2 separate regions of the Homo sapiens genome follow, and region 2 is linked to region 1. Evidence: chromatin contacts called from ENCODE Hi-C or POLR2A ChIA-PET data. All regions are on one chromosome and are shown on one strand. The core of a region is the stretch at or near the end of the contact, and the rest is flanking DNA. Distances in the headings are between cores, read along the strand shown.

Region 1 (3,164 bases), core at 116-2,615:
TGGCACAGAGGCCATATCACAAGTCAAGAAGGAAATCTTTCCTTTCTGCCAACCCTGGATCTTCCCAGAGAGGAGCCCTGTGTCCTCTTGAGGGCAGGATGGGTGGTCAAGGCAGGGACGCGGTAAAAACTAAGGTCGTACACCAGCAAGCTATCGACAAGCATTTAGAAAGCTGTGTCTCAACCAAGATAGTTATTGCAGCTTTATTTGTGTTATCAATAGTCAAAAAAAGGGGGGGGGGAAGACAACTTACTCTGAGCCCTAGGGTGCCTTGTCATAGGAGGTTCTGGGGGTAGGTACACAGTTACTATTTATCCCATGAATAAAAGGGTGGATGGAAATAGGCCAGGAGTTGGGGAACTTCACACAACAAAATCCAAACTGAATGATGGTGAGCCAAAACACAAAAATAACACAAAAGACCCCAAATTGTTACTGTATTTAGAAATAAGACCCAAATTATTATAAAAAATTGTCAGATTGCTACAAGGCAATTTTTTGGGTGCTATAAAAGGCCTCTGGCCCAGGGGCCTAACAGCCTCCTAAAAGAGGATATCAGGAAAAGCAAGTCGCTAAATAGAAGAAAATAAAAGAAAAGGAACTCGTCAGTCAAACTGCATCCTGCCTAGCAGGGAATCCACACACTCAGGGAATCTCAGATCCCAGGACTTCAGACTGAGATGGACTCGGTGTCTCTGGCCAATGAGAACCAAAGTCCTTCACACATCATGCTCCCTGAGACAAGAAAACGTAGGTATGCTTTAGGGGAAGAACAAAAACAGACAAGGGCAGTGGGAGTTTTGATTAGCATAATCTTTACAAATCCTTGCTTTGGAATTCCAGCTTGGCCACCTACTACATCATTTGGGCAAGTTTCTTAACCTCCCAGAACCTCAGTGTCCTCATCTGTAAAATGGCAATTATGAGAACGCTACCTACTTCATCACAGTGGCGTAAAGACTTACTAAGATAATTCCCGTTAAGTGCTTAGCACGTCGCCCTCCAAGCAGTCTGTTATTTTTCTGATGTGTCAATGTCACCATTCACCTGCTGTGCAGTTTTGAGCAGATGATGAACGCATGTGTCCTCCAGGAGCTCCTTCTGCGACATCCCCTAGGCAGCCCGACATGACTCAGCAACACGGTGCTAGGGCCAGATCCCTGGCTAGACACCGAGGTGTGGGGCCCTCGTCTCTGACCTGCCATTGAGCCACAGTGTGAAGCCTAAGCAAAGCCATTTCTCTAGGGACCTTGGCTTAGTTTTCTGGTAAAATACAAGTTTCATTCTAGGTGTTCTCTCAGCTATCTTCTAGGATGTTTTGGAGTCTGTGCTTTCATACAAACACAGGCTCATGCTGGAGCAGGGATGGCCATGGACATCCTTAACTCTCCTAAGAGCCACCCACGGCCTCCCAAGTCACCTCATCAGTTGTCCTCACAGGGAGCCACCCTCTGGGAGTATTTATATCCCTCTACTTTGATTACAGCTGATTAGTAAATTTACAATGTGTTTGAATTTCACTAGACTTACATTTCACAACAGAGAGCAAGGTTTAGTCAACACTTTCATTTGCTAAGGGCAACCATCCAGGCTTAATAAGGCTTTCCCTAAACAGACACCTTCTTTACAAACTTCTAGGAAGCCAAGTGTTAAACAAAAGTCTAACTTGAGACTTTTCTCTTGATTCCTATTATGGGCATTTGCAGTTTGCTTTGCAATTGCATTACCAAGTGCACACTTGCGCACATGCCTGGAAACGTGCACACACGCACAATGGAGCAACGTCCCAGTGTGACGGTTCCTGCTGGCCAAGAACAGCACTGGGTATTTGCATGGGCAAAGACTTTAACAGCGTGAACAGGATTTTCTGAACAAGTCTGGAAATAAAATACCTACCAGCTTTCAGAGTAAATTACCAAAAAAGCAAAGGAGAAAAACAGTTCTTCCAAAAGACAGTCATCTAACCTCCTTACTCCCTGTGCACAAATTACCAGGCTTCCCAGAATCCAATCTTAGGTGAGATGAGGAACAATGGAAGGTATTTACAAGTTTAAAAAATATCAAATTTTTGCTTCTGGACTCCCATGCTATGATGTCACTACCTTGTTGCACTGGTCTGAGAAAAAGAATTATATCTCTATGGGCCTCAGTTTCCCTGTATGTGAAATGAGAGTTTCAATTAAGCACTATCTCAGATCCTTTCTGCCTTCAAAATCATGGGAAATCTCTGTAACAGATTTTTTAACCCATGAGAGGCCTTAGGGTCACTATGAGTATCTGATAAACAGGTGGGCCTTCCCTCCAGAAATATAGACAAAGGCTCATAAACACAGAGAAGTTTACACAGAATGTGAAAGAGGATTCAGAGAACCCCTGAAGCCTGTCCCGGAGGATGGGTTTAAAACTCTCAACTCTGGAGGAGATGTTGAAAGACAATTTCTCCAAAAGAGAGGGAGAAGATACAGTAGCTAGGGAAGTCTGGAAATCTGAATTTTTAATTTAGAAATAGATATTGTGGTTTTGTTGTGAGCTTTGAAAAATTGAGCCATGATTCTGTATAACGCCTCTAAGACAAAGATAAGATGTTAAAGCAGGTTCGTGACCATGGTCAGCTATGGAAGCGGTACACAAGGCCAGTTAGCAGGGTGGAGTCAGGTTCTGAGAGATGAGGTGGTATGGGAATGTCTGGGGCTGTGGGTAATAAGTTGAGCTTTTTCCCAGATGTTCTCTCCATGTTCCAGAGAAGGTAGAAAGCTGGCTACCGACCAAATCTGATTTTGACATTCCTGTAAGATAGTGCCAAGCACTCAGATCTCATCAGCCCCGTGTCAGAGGCAGCAAGGCACCACACCATGGTTGGATAACCCCACATTCAATCCATTTTACTGAAAGCAGCACAAATAAACTAAGAATCAGAGCACTCAATGACTCATATCAGAGGTATGAATTGAAAGTCAACACTTGTATATAATCTAACTGAAGGAGAGTTTATAGCGCAGAATTCTCTCTGTTGGAAAGAAAAACTCCAAATGCGTGTGTGTGTATATGTGTGCACACTCACTATCTTACACAGCACTGCTCATTCTAAGAAAATGAGAAAGGAGAAGAGAAAGCAACTCAAAACTTTTGTTTGATTTAGAAACAAAATTAAATAATAATTGTCA
Region 2 (3,166 bases), core at 584-3,083, 190 kb after region 1:
TTTCCGTAGAGCAGGATAAGAACACAGGCCTCTGGGTTTGGGGACCGCCACTTATAGGTGAAATCACAGGGGTGCATGCGACCACCCAAGGTGTGTGCAGAATCTAAGAAAAGGTGCTAAGGAAAGAGTCCAAGGGGACATGGAGAAGAGAAAAGGCCCCTGAGGGACCTCAGAAAAAATACCCAGAAAAATAGGAGGAAGATCATGCTTTCATTCATTTTACCAAGCACCAAGCATCCACTCTCTCATTTCTAGCAAATGAAAGAGTGATTGCCTGGTCCTCAGTGAGTCCTGTTCACTGAGGGCCACACTACAAGGCAGAAGTCAAACCACCACCTGGGACAGAGGCCCATGCAGGGCCAGTGCCAGGGCAGGAAAGTGAGAGCTCGCCCCTGGCTGATCTGACCCAGGAAGGCTTCCTGGAGGCAAGCAGTATTCTTAGAAGCTAATATCCTGTGCACCAGAGAACTCCCTTGGAATGGAGTGGAATTATTCCCCTGAATAACTTAAGCGAATTCCTAGTGGAGCACAAAGTCAATGTAAATGTAAGCTTCTGGAGGTTGCCTCAGTAAGGCCAATGCACTACTGAGGAATGATAAGAAAAATGCCAGTAAGTGGTTTCCATGAGGTCATTATTTTTATTGAATCATAAAATATTGAGCAGTTCTGTTTTATTTTTAAAAACAGAAACTCAAGAGATGAAGTAGAAACAAGCCAAGTGAAGTTTGTTAGTTCCATTAAAATATTACCTGCCAGAGGAAAGAATGTACTATAATTGTCATCTATGCTCAATGCATACTAAATACCACCTACATGTGACCAGCGGTTTATATTCTTTTCAACTTCTCTGCTGCCATCTTAACCATTTCAGGGAAATAAGCTGTAGAAAGTCAAATTAGGGCTTAAAGAAACGAGACTTGGCCTCAAAGATAAATAGTATCATTGCCCTGATTTCATTGTTTCAAATATAAGATTTTATTTTGAGACGAAAGTTTAATTAGGCAGAGGTGGATCACTAAATTCTTTGACTTCAGAATCATACTTTCTGCAAGATTTCACCTGTGAAATTCACTGCCTTTAATTACTGCCTCACGTTAAAAGAGAGAATCTTTCTTCTGAATGGCTAATAATGTTATTATAAGAGGTAATTACAGAGCAGTTATCTGTGGTCAGTAACACCAACGTATGTAGATGGCAATATTCTGGTTTTTGAACTTTGAAGGCAATTTGTTAGGGAAACACTTTCTTCCCCAAACAATGTTGATGTTTTGGATTTGTTGGTCTTTTCTGATCTTCTTTTTTTTTTCTTTTTAAGAAGGAAAAAAAGAAGCATTTAGAAATCAGTCCTTTACTGGATGAATTTCTTCACTTCCCAGAAAGCAAGAAAACAATTGTTTCCTGTAATTGGACAGTTTGATTGGAGGCAGGTGGTGCTGAGCTGAGGAAACTGGAGCCACAAAGCCAATTTTGGCTTCAAGCACATTCCCTTTAGTTCTAAGTTCCAGCAGTACAACATGTAAATTGGCTTCACAAAAGCCGATTATAAATTTAGTTCCCGTTTCTCTAACAAGCACCTTATCGGCGATGAAGAGTTTTGGCAAATGGGGACAGCGTACAGATCAGACGCGGTTAGAAAGCTGCCCTGAGATACCCCAGCACTAATTCCTTGAACATGTTCTTGCTACCACAAAGCAGAAATTTATGAGCGATCCCGGGAGCCATCGTGTGTCATCGTTTTAAACTATGGTGATTTCTTCTTTTTTCAGGTTAACTGGCCTTTGCGTTGCTCGTGCTGCATTATCTTGAGTTAATATTTGCCCTCCATATTTTCAAGTAACAGGCCAAGTCAACTTGGCGTTGCGGATTGCAAACATCAGCCCTGAGTATGGCCCAAACTTCAAGGTCTGGGAAATAAATGGGAGCCGTTTATTATTCCCTGCTGCCTTCACCCCGTCTCTGAGCCCTCTCCTTTCTCTTCCCATGTGCTGGTTCATGCATTTTTACCCCTTGCAGGGCAGCTGAGAAGCAATATTCCTCTTTTACAGATGGAGAAGCTGAGCCCCACAGAGGTTAACTGCTTTGGCCAATGTCACACAGTCAGTCAGGAGCAGAGAAGTAATGGGCCCAAGTGCCAGCTTCCCAGTCGTGTTCCAACTTCGTGTTGGAACTGCTCCAACTTCGTGTTAATTAATTTCCTCCCTACTGTAAATCCATAAATTAAAATAGCCATTTATAAGAGACATGGGGGTTTCTAATAAATGGAGGCACATTCTTGGAGGAAAGGCAGGGGGAAATTTATCTGGTAATTTCTATCCAGTTATTGTCTTTATATACTCTCTATATTAAATCAGTGACTGTAAAGGTCCAGCATGTTTTATAATTAACTTCTGACCATGCTTAAATTTTTAGAAATGTTAATCTAATGTCTAGGTGAGATTTGAGCTTCTTATTATTGTTAGAACTTGGAAATAACCTTTTCTGATCCCAAATAGATTAATGGCTGAAATGATAACTTTGTTCTCAGATAAATTTCACCGGTCAGTCTGCCTTTCTGTACAGAATTATTTTACAAAAACACATTGCAGAGTTCGCTGAGTGCCTCGGAACTGCAACACTCTTGTTTTTCAAGGCGATTACATCCAAGGAAATGCCACTACATTTTCCTCTCCAAGCCAGTGGATACCTGCAGTTCAAAACGTTGACTTTGCTGAGAGTCCCAGAATCTAAACACTGGAGGTCAGGTGAATTGAGGTCTTCTAGAGTGACGAGGACACTTTTGCTTTTAATCGTTGGCTAAAGATATTCTCTACAGACATGCGAGTCTGAAAGGGAGATGATTTCCTTTTTTTTTTTTTTTGGGGGGACGGAGTCTCACTCTGCCGCCCAGGCTGGAGTGCAGTGGCGCGATCTCGGCTCACTGCAAGCTCCGCCTTCCGGGTTCATGCCATTCTCCTGCCTCAGCCTCCCAAGTAGCTGGGACCACAGGCACCCGCCACCACGCCCAGCTAATTTTTTTGTATTTTTAGTAGAGATGGGGTTTCACCGTGTTAGCCAGGATGGTCTCGATCTCCTGACCTCGTGCCCCTCCTGCCCCTGCCTCCCAAAGTGCTGGGACTGCAGGTGTGAGCCACTGCGCCTGGCCCGAAAGGGAGATGATTTCTCTCCC

Evidence for each region. A loop is a pair of places that touch in the nucleus more often than their neighbours do. ChIA-PET counts read pairs that join two places held with the same protein, here RNA polymerase II (POLR2A). Pooled maps may share reads with other maps.
Region 2: a map of CD4-positive, alpha-beta memory T cell shows a loop between it and region 1 (7-fold over the local background). The contact joins two enhancer-like sites. A Hi-C loop is called at or near these places in 7 of 168 maps with a recorded cell type or tissue (CD4-positive, alpha-beta memory T cell, Calu3, GM12878 and 3 more), 10 of 37 single-sample maps with no recorded cell type and 13 of 50 pooled maps. POLR2A ChIA-PET finds 5 or more read pairs at or near these places in 1 of 52 experiments (OCI-LY7).

What each region holds. Positions count from the first base shown.
Region 1 is chr2:8,303,911-8,307,074 of GRCh38, forward strand. The region is part of intron 2 of LINC00299 (long intergenic non-protein coding RNA 299); the gene reads right to left. Among named protein-coding and RNA genes, the nearest start is that of LINC00299, 23 kb to the right of the region's middle. RefSeq lists an enhancer at 1-187. Within about 2 kb of position 1,366, at least 5 of the 41 ENCODE cell types and tissues checked have a DNase peak (open chromatin) inside an H3K27ac peak, as active enhancers do.
Region 2 is chr2:8,490,003-8,493,168 of GRCh38, forward strand. No RefSeq gene overlaps it. Among named protein-coding and RNA genes, the nearest start is that of LINC01814, 92 kb to the right of the region's middle. Within about 2 kb of position 1,834, at least 4 of the 41 ENCODE cell types and tissues checked have a DNase peak (open chromatin) inside an H3K27ac peak, as active enhancers do.